Regions from separate parts of the Homo sapiens genome. Here region 2 is linked to region 1. Evidence: chromatin loops called from intact Hi-C (ENCODE). Cell type or tissue: gastrocnemius medialis. All regions are shown on one strand. Each heading gives the region's core, and the rest is flanking DNA. Links, peaks and the distances in the headings are about the cores only. Region 1 overlaps ADAMTS17 (ADAM metallopeptidase with thrombospondin type 1 motif 17). Region 2 overlaps ADAMTS17 (ADAM metallopeptidase with thrombospondin type 1 motif 17).

The links. A loop is a pair of places that touch in the nucleus more often than their neighbours do. Peaks named below come from ENCODE experiments on the same cell type or tissue, not always from the same donor. Only the 100,000 strongest peaks of a DNase experiment are listed, where the experiment ranks them.
Region 2: a loop joins it to region 1, with 5 times the contacts of the local background. A loop is called at or near these places in 2 of 110 quality-filtered maps.

What each region holds. Positions count from the first base shown.
Region 1 is chr15:100,169,299-100,174,668 of GRCh38, reverse strand. All of the region lies in intron 8 of ADAMTS17 (ADAM metallopeptidase with thrombospondin type 1 motif 17), which reads left to right. Among named protein-coding and RNA genes, the nearest start is that of ADAMTS17, 170 kb to the left of the region's middle. In gastrocnemius medialis, for the core only: no CTCF peak of the experiment used is centred there; a DNase peak (open chromatin) is centred at 3,118; H3K27ac peaks cover 170 bases.
Region 2 is chr15:100,224,407-100,229,776 of GRCh38, reverse strand. The region is part of intron 7 of ADAMTS17 (ADAM metallopeptidase with thrombospondin type 1 motif 17); the gene reads left to right. Among named protein-coding and RNA genes, the nearest start is that of ADAMTS17, 110 kb to the left of the region's middle. In gastrocnemius medialis, for the core only: no CTCF peak of the experiment used is centred there; no DNase peak of the experiment used is centred there.

The DNA of each region.
Region 1 (5,370 bases), core at 248-5,247:
CTGTGAAATGAATGCCGGTTGAGCAGCAGTGATTACTGCAAGAAGCTATAATTTATACTAGGAGAAGTGAATATTTGTTTAAGGTAAAAAAGTATTGCTTTAGAAGAGCCTCAAAAGTATATTTAAAAAGTAAACGAAATACTAGTAACAATACTCCCAAAGATGAAACTGCATGGAAATTTCAAAAACGAGCCCTTGGTGTTAGAAAAACAGTGAATCTGTACAATACCCAGGATACTTGGTACAGAGTCGCACAAACTAGGGTTTAGTAACCTAGCAGCAGTGTGATTACAGTTCCTGAACTTTGTTCCTTAGAATATTCCCTGTCAGGGCAGACTATCTAGATGAAACATTGGGGCCTTGTATTTTAGTTGTGTCCAGAATCTGCCAACACTATTGCCCTCCTCTGTCTCACCCAAAATTGGGAATCTGAGCAGAAATAACAGTGAGAATGTTGACTTTAACCAAGAAATGATTATCCTGAATGTTGTGTTGCCTAGCTAAGAAGTCTGTGAATTGTTGCCATTGGTTATCAACTCGGCTTCTCCCTGGACTTTGTGGGAAAAAGGAGAGAAGCTTAAATGGGACCAAGAGCTCTGTCACATTGTAAAGAGGGGGCTTGATCTGTGTTTTCCAGTAAGGCAGGTAGGGGACTGTGCCTGGAAGATGTGTGAAGGTGGATCTCAGCTCAGAGTAGGAGAAAGCTGCGGCTCTGGTCCTGCCTGAGCTATTCACAGACAGCCTGTTTCTAGTGGTGATGTTTGGCCTCAGTGGTACACTAGACTCACCTGGGAGTCCCTGTAAAATTCAGATGCCTGGCCTGTACTCCAAAGAGCCTGGTTTACTTGGTCTGAGGTGGGCCCCTGATATTGGTGTTTGGTCTGAGGTGGGCCGCAGATATTGGTGTGTTAAAAGTTTCCCAAGTGATGCTCACATGCAGCCAGCAGTAATAGCCACAGTGGGATGCTTACAGTGTAATCGAGACATAGGCTCAGTAGCTTGCCACTTGCAGAGTCCAGTGAATAAGAGAGAGGTCTGGCATAAAGAAAGCGACTTTTTATTCCAAAGTTCAGCTTAGTGGAGGAAGGACAGGCTTCCTGCCTTAAGGGTATTGCTTCCCTTTTGGAGCAGAAAGTGAGCACTTTTAAAAGGCAGGAGAGGAGGTAAGTGAGCAGGTGGGGGTTGGCAAGCTATCTTGGTGCCTTGTCTACCAGGTGGTTGACTTGGGGTCCTCATGGGCAGAAATAGTTTGTGAGGGTGTCCAGAAACTCTAGCAGGCATACTTTGGGTTGTAAATCGACTGTTCTCTCTCAAGGCAACCTCCTGGTGGATGAGAGTTCTGCTCTGGAGCTTCTAAGCACATAGATGAACTTGCCCTGTAGGGAGTGTCTGGTGAAGAGGAGGTAAAAGACTGTAATTGCATTTCTAAAAAGCTAAGTAGGGAGTGGGGGAAAAGAGGAAAGAGAAAAGAAAAGAAAAAAAATAATTAAACTATCTTAGAAAAATGGAGTACTGGGTTAAAATAGTGCAAGAGTTCCTCACCAGTTGTGGACCAGCAGCATCAGCGTCACTTGGAACTAAATAGAAGTGTGAAAATCCTCATCCATCTCCCCACCCCACCCCTTAGACCGCTTGGGCTTAGTTTTCCCAAGCCTTCCAGGAGATTCTAATGTGCACAGAAGTTTGAGAAGCACTCTTCTACACTGCAGCAATGGCTCTCAAACTTTGATAGATGTTGGAAACAGAATGCTTGTTCCTTTGTTAGAAATACTTGTTCCTCGGTACCTCAAGGAAAAATTAGCATTCAGACAAAAAGTTTTCTCAGCAAGGCAAATTTACTGTCTGCAGAAAGGGTGCTCCTCGCAGTTGGAACAATGGTGAGAGCACACCAGAACAAGGGAGGGGTGCGGGATCTTATTCCTAATGCAGGTAGCCCCTACTGCTGTGTTGTTCCCGTATTGGCTAGGGTGGGACCGCACAGTCTAAGCTAATTCCGATTGGCTATTTTAAAGAGAGCAGGGGTCTAAGCCAGAGTGGTGGGGTGAATAGTTTGGTGGGAAGGATGGTTAGGAACAGGTAACTAAAGGTGACTTAGGTCAGAGCAGGTGACTGGGATGAATCAGGACAGAGGAGGTGACCAGAGGTGAGTCAGGATGGAGCAGGTGACCAGGATGAGTCAGGATGGGGCAGGTGACCAGGGGAACAGATGTGAACTACTGATTAAAACTGGTGGAAAATTTTGTTTACTGAAACTATGAGGAAGTTAAACTTTAAAATGGAGGACAAAGAACTGAACATATTAACGTACTGATTCTTTGAAGAAAAATTTAGAATTCACTGCATCCAACAATAGACATGAGAATCACCTGGAACCTCTAAAAAAATCCACATGCCCAGGTCATGCCTCATCCCAATGAAATCAGAGCCTGTGATTGAGGGAGCCAGGCACCAGTGTTTTCTAGTATTCTCCAGGGGATTCCACTGTGCAGCCACACTTGGGAACCAATGCTTTGCGGAAATTGAGCTGGATCCTTCCTGGTATTAAGGTTCTAGACTTTGCCTCTGAAATTCTGTCCTGTCTCCCTAGTGTTAAGTTACCTCAGGCAGAACATGAATGGTCTGAGAGCCTGGAAGGGATTAGTGTCTACATTGTTGCTGGGGGAAGTGGGTCTGCTTGCCTCTGATTTCTTATGTGCTTTTCAGAGAGGGATGATAAGGGGATTCTGTGCTGACTGGGTGCTCTCAGGCACTCCCAGCCACTTAAGTAACACAGGCAGAGAGGCCATAGTTCCACGGGGTTAAGACCTTTTAAAAGAAGTTCTTAGCAGCAGAGAAGCTGTTTTTATTTTGTTGGGTCCGTTGGTTCCATTCATTTATGAACATTTACCAGCCCCTTCCATGTGGTGAGCACTGAGCCAGGCTGCCGGGAGGTTCTGGGCCATTGAGGTGTAGAGAAACATGACCAGTCCTGCTTTTGGGGGTTCTCCAAAGACCTTGAAAGGCCACTGGGGTGCTCAGGAGCTCAGCTGGAGGGATGCTGTCTGCTGGCGAGGACTGGGGCTGCTGCAGGAAGGATGGGACCTGCAAGCTGGGCCCGCCAGAGGACAGTGGCATCCAGATGGGGGCAAAGGCATGAGCAAAGGCACTGGGGTACAGGGATGTTGTGGGAGCGTGCAGGGGTCAGGGTTTGTGTCACTTGAGTGACAGCTCCCTCAGGCCCCCCTAACCTGTGACATGCATTTCATAGCCCTGCGAGGTGGGATGGAGGAGGATGCACTCCTGCCCCTGCTCCCACCCCAGCCTCCTGGGCAGGGTGGAAAGGCAGCCGTCCAAATAATGAGGCCATAAAGCCCCTCATGGCATTTGGGTCTTAAAGAAGGAAGGAAGGAAGGGGGTAAGGCCATTAGGAGCAGGAAGCAGTCTGTCCTTGCACTGTCTGCTGCCCAGAGCATCTGTCCCATCGGACATCCCTGGGAGGTCTTTGAACTTTGGAGGCAGCAGGCTCTCTCAACTGCAGCCCCTCCTGCAGGTGGGCTAATCCCCTCCTCCAACTGGCCTTTGAAGGGTATAGGAAGTGCTGGGGGCTGGTTCCTACTGCCCATTAAAATGGCTTCCCCTAGGAGAACCAGTGACAGAGGCTGCCCCTAAGGGGGGCAGCAGGCACCTAGGAAGCTGGTGTGGGGGATGGGCTCAATTTTCATCTCACAACCCTTGATAGCCTTTGAATTTCTACCATGTACTTATTTTAGTGACTCAATAAAGTAACGGGTGCCACCAGCCAGGCCTTCTCCTGCTATTGGCTGAGGTAAACCCTCCCTGAGAAATCTGCCAGTCAAAATTGTCAGTAGAAAGCTTATTCAATCTCAGCTTCCAAGGAATCCAAGTTGCTAAGTGTAGGTGGAATTGGAAAAATCTTGTCTAGTGCAGGGATATAAGCAGTTTAAAAGGGAAACAAAAGTACTTGCTGTTCTTTTGTTTCTTTGTGGGAGAAAAACAGGCTGATAGAAAACCAATTGACCTAGAGCATTTCCTCTGAATAAACACTTTTAAAAGATGTTGTTTTGAGAGCTGACTGTGAGGTTTACCAGAACAAACCAAATTTCATCTTGAAATCCGCGAAGGGACTTTCAATGGTTCCCAATTTGATGTATCTTTTCAAGTTTCTGTGGCTGGATTATGCAAAGGTAGAAACTTTGAGGTAGGCCAGAAGGCTGATTTCAGCCCAGCATTTAGGAGTCCCTGCGTGCTGAGGGACTTTCCGCGGCTGGCTGTGAGGCCGTGGGCAGGTTGCTTCTCTCTGGACTTCAGTTTCCACATAGGTTCAGATGAGGGAGCTACAAGGTCCCTTTAAGTCTCAAACCCTGCAGCTCTTTAAGGCCTGTATCTCAACTGTGAAAGGAGTTACCATTCTGCAGCAGTCTCCTGGCAATATGTTTTTAATGTACAAAAGTTTAAGGTAACTAAAAGGGGAGGACGGATGAATGTCACAAAGAATTCAAAGTTCTCTACCCCCACCCCATGCCCCCCGCCATCGTTCCCAAGCCCATGTGGACTTGGTGCCCACGTAACATCTCATGGTGCCAGTCACATCACGCTTCCTCTTCTAGCCTCGGGTGTATGTGGGAAAGTCAGAGGGTAGGCACAGGTAATGTCTCGGACCTGTACTTATGATAAGAGACTAGGAGGTGTCCGGGAAGAAGGGAACCAACCCTGAACCCCGCCTCCTGAATGCCCTGGAACACTGAGTGCCCCCGGGAGTGGCCCCGGAGAACAGAGGTGTCATTGCTTCAAGCTGGTCCAAGATTTTAGCTGCTTCTCAACACCTGTTCTCCCCAAAGCCACATCCACGCTGTGTTGCAGGCGAGTCCCAGTGCCCCGTGACCAGATGCCCCCGGCTTTCCACCTCTAACCCCAAGAGGGATTTTCCTGCTGGTTTCGAGCATGCAGTTCACAGTACCTGAGGGCTCCCAGCCTCCACGTGGCCACTTCCGCACAGCTTAGCAGGTGCCGGTTCTTTGCTCTCGATTGAGTGTGGGGGCAATTGCATCCTCAGTGACTGCACCGTGTATGGAGGTTCAATGCATGGGCTGCCCGGGCTCAAGCTGTGCTTGGCCAGTTACCTCAGGCAAGCTTCCCAACTTCTCCTGGCCTCAGTTCCCTCATCTGTGAAGTGGAATAATAATAATTCATGAGATGATATATGTAATGAGTAGTGATTTTCACATTGAAAACAGTTCTCTTTCCCAGGTACTCCCCACTTGGTGGGCATGAGTGCCCCTTGTAGAGTATTTTCCTTTCTCTGCTCTGTCAATATTGTTCCCACTCTCAGCATCCCATTTAGCATCTGTGTTGAGGGGTGGCTCCACCTTT
Region 2 (5,370 bases), core at 245-5,244, 55 kb before region 1:
ATGTTTGCATTTGGTCAGGGAGAGGGAACTTTGCAGTTAGTTCTCCTGAGGCTCTGTGGGTGTTTTGTTGTGGGAGGAGGCGTGTCAGCATCTTCAACGGATCATGTGACCTTTGAGTGGTTGCCTCTGGGACATCATATGATTCTTTGAGGTCAACAGAGGGTGGATCCTTTGGACTGCAGCCAGGAGACTGGGTCCTTTTTAGTTTAGCGGGACCAGCCTTGCTGTGGTTCTCAGTCCAGAGAGAAGACTTCCTGAATGTGAAGTGAGCATCCAGGTCAACAGGCAGAACCACTGTGCGTCATAGAACAGAAGCCACTGAAATAAGAGTGATTGTCCCATGGACCAAGACATCAGCAGAGATTTGTAAGGCAGGAATTTGCAAGGGAAGGCATCAGCAACACTCATGTTTCACGTCAGAGTTGCAGGGCAGGATATTAGATAAGAGGCCTGGGAGTCCAGTCAATGGTCACTTCTGTCAATGTGGGGAGGGGGTGGGGAGAGCTACCTAGGAGGGAGAGTGATTCATAGCCTGAAACCATCTTTGCGTCCTATTTGCAAGCTGTTGGGTTGTGCAGGACTTAAAGCTGTGCTGGCTCCTCAGCACCTGCAGTGTCAGTGGTGAGCTACTCTGTTGGGGTCTTCAGGGATACTCCATAAGAACCATCTTCCCCTCCCAGGCTTGGAACCAGTGGTAGTCACAGTGTCTGTGAGCATTACTACCAAGGAAGCTGATTGGAGAAGGGGGCCCAAATGTCACTGAATGTTTCACCTTAGAATGATCCAATTTGCTCCCTGAAATTTAACGGAAGCACTATCCAACTTCTCTTCTGCAACTGTCACAGACAGGACCGCAGGGCAATGGCCCCCTCGTAGAGGCAGGTGACACTGTGGGTGGTGAGCCCACCACAGGGCCCCATCCTCCCACAGGTAGGCAGGGAGAGCTGGGGTTGGGGGGCTAGTGAGCAGGCCAGCTCCTTCCCCCAGACCATTGGACAGACAAGTCACCTGCCCTTGCCAGGCAGAGCATTGCTGTGGCAGACCTCACTCTGCATGGAAACACGAGGGGTAGAGAATAGGAGTTCTCCAAGAGCATGCCAAGTGTGGCATTTGACGTTTCATGCCCTCACCTGCCTGTGTCTGTTCAGCGCTCTCTCGTGGTCTCTCACATGTCCACTTGGGCTGGGTCTGTGTCCTCATCCTGCCCTAAATGTACCTGCTCACTCTCACCCTCGAGTTTTCCTTTTCTCCTCGGTCCAGTCCCTCTTTCAGTTAGTTCATTAATGCACTAATTGATCAATAATGAATTCAGCAGTGTTCATGAGCCTCTGTACCTGTCAGGCTTTGCGTATGGTACCAGTATTATAGTGATGTGCAAAGCAGATGAGATTCCTGCCTTCAGAACACTTACAGTCTAATCAGAGTGACAGGCATAAAAGAACTTGTCATACAAATAGATATGATGATAAACTGGGCCAGGTTTCTTGAATGCAGAGGTCACGCGCTGGATGGTGTCAAAGTAGACTGTTCTGAGGCCTTTCGGAGATGGTAACATCAAGGCTAGGATCCGAACTGTGAGAAGGAGTCAGCCATGTAAAGATTTCGGGAAAGAGCGTGTAGGTGAGGAGATGGCCCCTTCTGAAAGCCTTGAAGCAAGAAAGAGTTTGGAGCATTTGAGGAACATGAAGGAGGCCCAGTAGTGAGAAATAAGGCAGGGCTGTATCTGCAGGGCCTTGAGGGCTCCACAAAGCGTCGTGGATTTTATCTGAGTGTCGGGATTCATCATCAAAGAGCTATGGGCAGATGACGTGGCCATGTTTACTGCAGTGGGAGCAAGGTCAGGAATGAAAGCCGTTGCTCTAAGATAACAGTGGGTTTGGAAGGTATTGCTAGTTGTGGACTTAGCAGCCATGCCCCTCTCTTATACATTGCTGGGCTGTGTGCCCACCCTCAGGTGATGAAGCCGGTCACGACAGTCCATTCCTTTTCCTGGATAATCACTTACCTGGTCTCCCTTGCAGCAGTGGCTGTGCAATCCCACGTAGCCCAGGGAAATCTAAGCAAAGGCCTGCTGGCAGCCTCAGAGAAAGGTTTTCCACCCTGGGAAGCTACTGTGTGAGGACAGTGCTTAGGGCTTCTGCAGCTGTCTTGGGACCATGAGGGAAAGGCCAGGAGGACCACAGATCTGTCCATCCAGCGATGTGCCATCACTGGGCTGCCTGATCAATCCAGGGCCGCCTGCCTCTCCAGACTTCTGTGTTGAGCAATGGTGTCTCGTCTCTGATTAAACCATTGTTTTCTATTACTTGCGGCCAAGTGTACAGTCATTTAGGGGAGATAAAGAAAAGTGGGTGGATCTGAGATCTCCATATTGACATGACTTAGTAATGAATTGGAGGTGGAATGGGGAGGATTGGAGGGGGTAGTGAGGATTTCTGATGTGGGTGGGAAAGACAGAGGATCTCAGTTTTGCTCCCAGCAGAACAGACAGTGGTTATTTGGGTTGAGGTGAACCCACTTTGATTTGGAGCTGGGCCTGAGTCAGAGGTTTGACTTTAGCCTGTGAGAAATCCAGGTGGAAGTGTTCAGGAGATGGTTGAAACACAGATCTGGATTTGAACAGCGAGATCTGGCTGAGGGGGCACTCGGGGTTCATCAGTGCTCAGAGGTGGGGCCTGAGGCTGTGGGTAGGGTTTCATCATGGTGGGAGGGAGGAGAGCCAGGAGAGGCCCAGGTGGGAACAGCTACTGCTTTTCTTATTCTGCCCAGGATCTTTATTTTAGTCTCTTTTGAAATGATGGACGTCATATATTTGTCACTTAATTGCATCAAATCACAAATATTAGGCTGACTCACATGAAATTGTCATTTTTCTAGATCAGAACAGTTGATTATTAGCAATTGTGTAGGACTCAACCTAATAGCTGTTGTTACCAACTGTGTACCAGATACTGTATTAGATCAAACCAACCAATGAATTCTCACTTATTTTCTGTTTAAATTTAATCCCATCACTCCCATGTATAAAACTCACCATTGGTTTCTCTGCATCCACAAGGTAAAATGCCAACCGAGATCATCCTCTGAGGTCTTTTATGGTCCATCTCCACCCATGTTTGCTGAAAGCCCCTGCACTCTCCTTTCCAGGCATATCAAGCCCAGATCTGCAAATGCAGTGAGAGAGTTACAGGATTTCTCCAGAATCCCATTTCCACTCGGTGTCTAGTCTTGGCCTCTGCATGTGTCCATATCACGAGTTCAGTTTCACGGAAAAGCCTCTCTTCACTTCGTGGTCTGGATGTGGATGGTATACAGTTGTGCTTCTGATTGTATTATGGTCCCTCAAAACCACATCTGATTATGTGCCTGGACATTTGGGGTTTCAGGCCTGAAGGGCCAAGCCTCCTTTTCCCCCGGCTGACTCCTGCTTATCTTTGGAGGCGTAACTCATGTCATGACTGCTGGGTAGTCTGTGGCCTCCCTGGGAACTCCAAGGACCCAGATCCTCCACTGTCTTGGAACCTCTCTGGCTGGGCTGACATCACCCTGGAGCAGCACCCAGAACACAGACCATGACTGCTCTGAGGACGGAATGGCACAGAGGCCATGACTGCTGTAAGGACTGAATGGGCACAGAGGCCGTGACTGCTGTAAGGACTGAATGGCACAGAGACCGTGACTGCTGTAAGGACTGAATGGGCACAGAGACCGTGACTGCTGTAAGGACTGAATGGGCACAGAGGCTGTGACTGCTATAAGGACTGAATGGCACAGAGGCTATGACTGCTATAAGGACTGAATGGCACAGAGGCTATGACTGCTATAAGGACTGAATGGCACAGAGACCGTGACTGCTGTAAGGACTGAATGGCACAGAGACCGTGACTGCTGTAAGGACTGAATGGCGCAGAGGCCGTGACTGCTGTAAGGACTGAATGGCACAGAGACCGTGACTGCTGTAAGGACAGAGTGGGCACAGAGGCCGTGACTGCTGTAAGGACAGAATGGGACAGAGGCTATGACTGCTATAAGGACTGAATGGCACAGAGACCATGACTGCTCTAAGGACTGAATGGGCACAGAGACCGTGACTGCTGTAAGGACTGAATGGGCACAGAGACCGTGACTGCTGTAAGGACTGAATGGCACAGAGACCGTGACTGCTGTAAGGACTGAATGGCACAGAGACCGTGACTGCTGTGAGGACTGAATGGCACAGAGACCGTGACTGCTATAAGGACTGCATGGCACAGAGGCCGTGACTGCTGTAAGGACTGAATGGCACAGAGACCGTGACTGCTGTAAGGACTGCATGAATGGGCACAGAGGCCGTGACTGCTTAAGGACTGCATGAATGGCTGCTGCTGGGGTTTCTTTCTGAACCATCGGGGAAGCTCCCCCAAGTCCCCTTTGTCCCCTCTTGGGTCCTAGTTTGAGCCATGTGCTGGCACTCAGTTATTTTAACGAAACCATATACATTTTTGACATGACAGAGGAATGATTTGTATGTTCTTCCCCAACTCTTAAAAAAAGAATTAAAAAGGATCTTTTAGCCCTTTTATAAAATCTTTGCTATGTTCCTCAGAAGGCTTTTACCAAGATGGTTAAGTATGTTTCCAATCTTGGAGCAATAGCAGCTGCATGTTTTGCTGCAACTGGAGGAAAGTATATTTCTTGTGGAATTCAGCCTACAAAGGCAGGTTCCCCATGGCCGTGAAATTGGTGGTGAGTAACAGGGAGGACTTGGTTCTAGCAAGGCAGTGATGAGCAAGGCAGCCTCGTGGATCCATGACACATCCAGGGGCTCATTACTTCTGGGTGCTCATGGGTCCAGATGGAATGCAGGTGGTTAAGTCTGTGGGGTTCTTGAAGTTGCCTGACAAGCTTCGCAGCTTCCTTTGCTGCTTCTACCCTTAAAACCTGTGGGTGGCCCTGTTTTGACAAAGAGTAGGACTGTTGAGAGCCTTGGGGTTGGCCCCGGAGGCTCTCTCTGGAAGTGGAGGGATTCCCCTTTCCTAGAATGTCAATGCCTGGTGCGGTCAGTGCAGGACAAAGAGTGTTCTGTGTCTCTGTAAGGCTGCTTGGGAGATGTAATCCTAGGAGAAGGTTACAGCAGATCAGAGAGAGTACTGGGGAAGCAGTGACCTTTCCTCGCCTTTGCACTGGGGGTGAAGAACGAGGACCTTATAATAAAGGAGAATATTTTGCCTCTGCACAATGGCAAGCGTTTTCACTCTCAAACCAAATCCCTTTTGAGGTTTTTTTGTTTTCTCTTTGAAATCTTGTGATGACTGAGTAATTTATGATGTAGTAACCTTGTCTGTATCTCAATTCTTTTACCCTTGTAAACATCTGCTGCAAAAATCACAA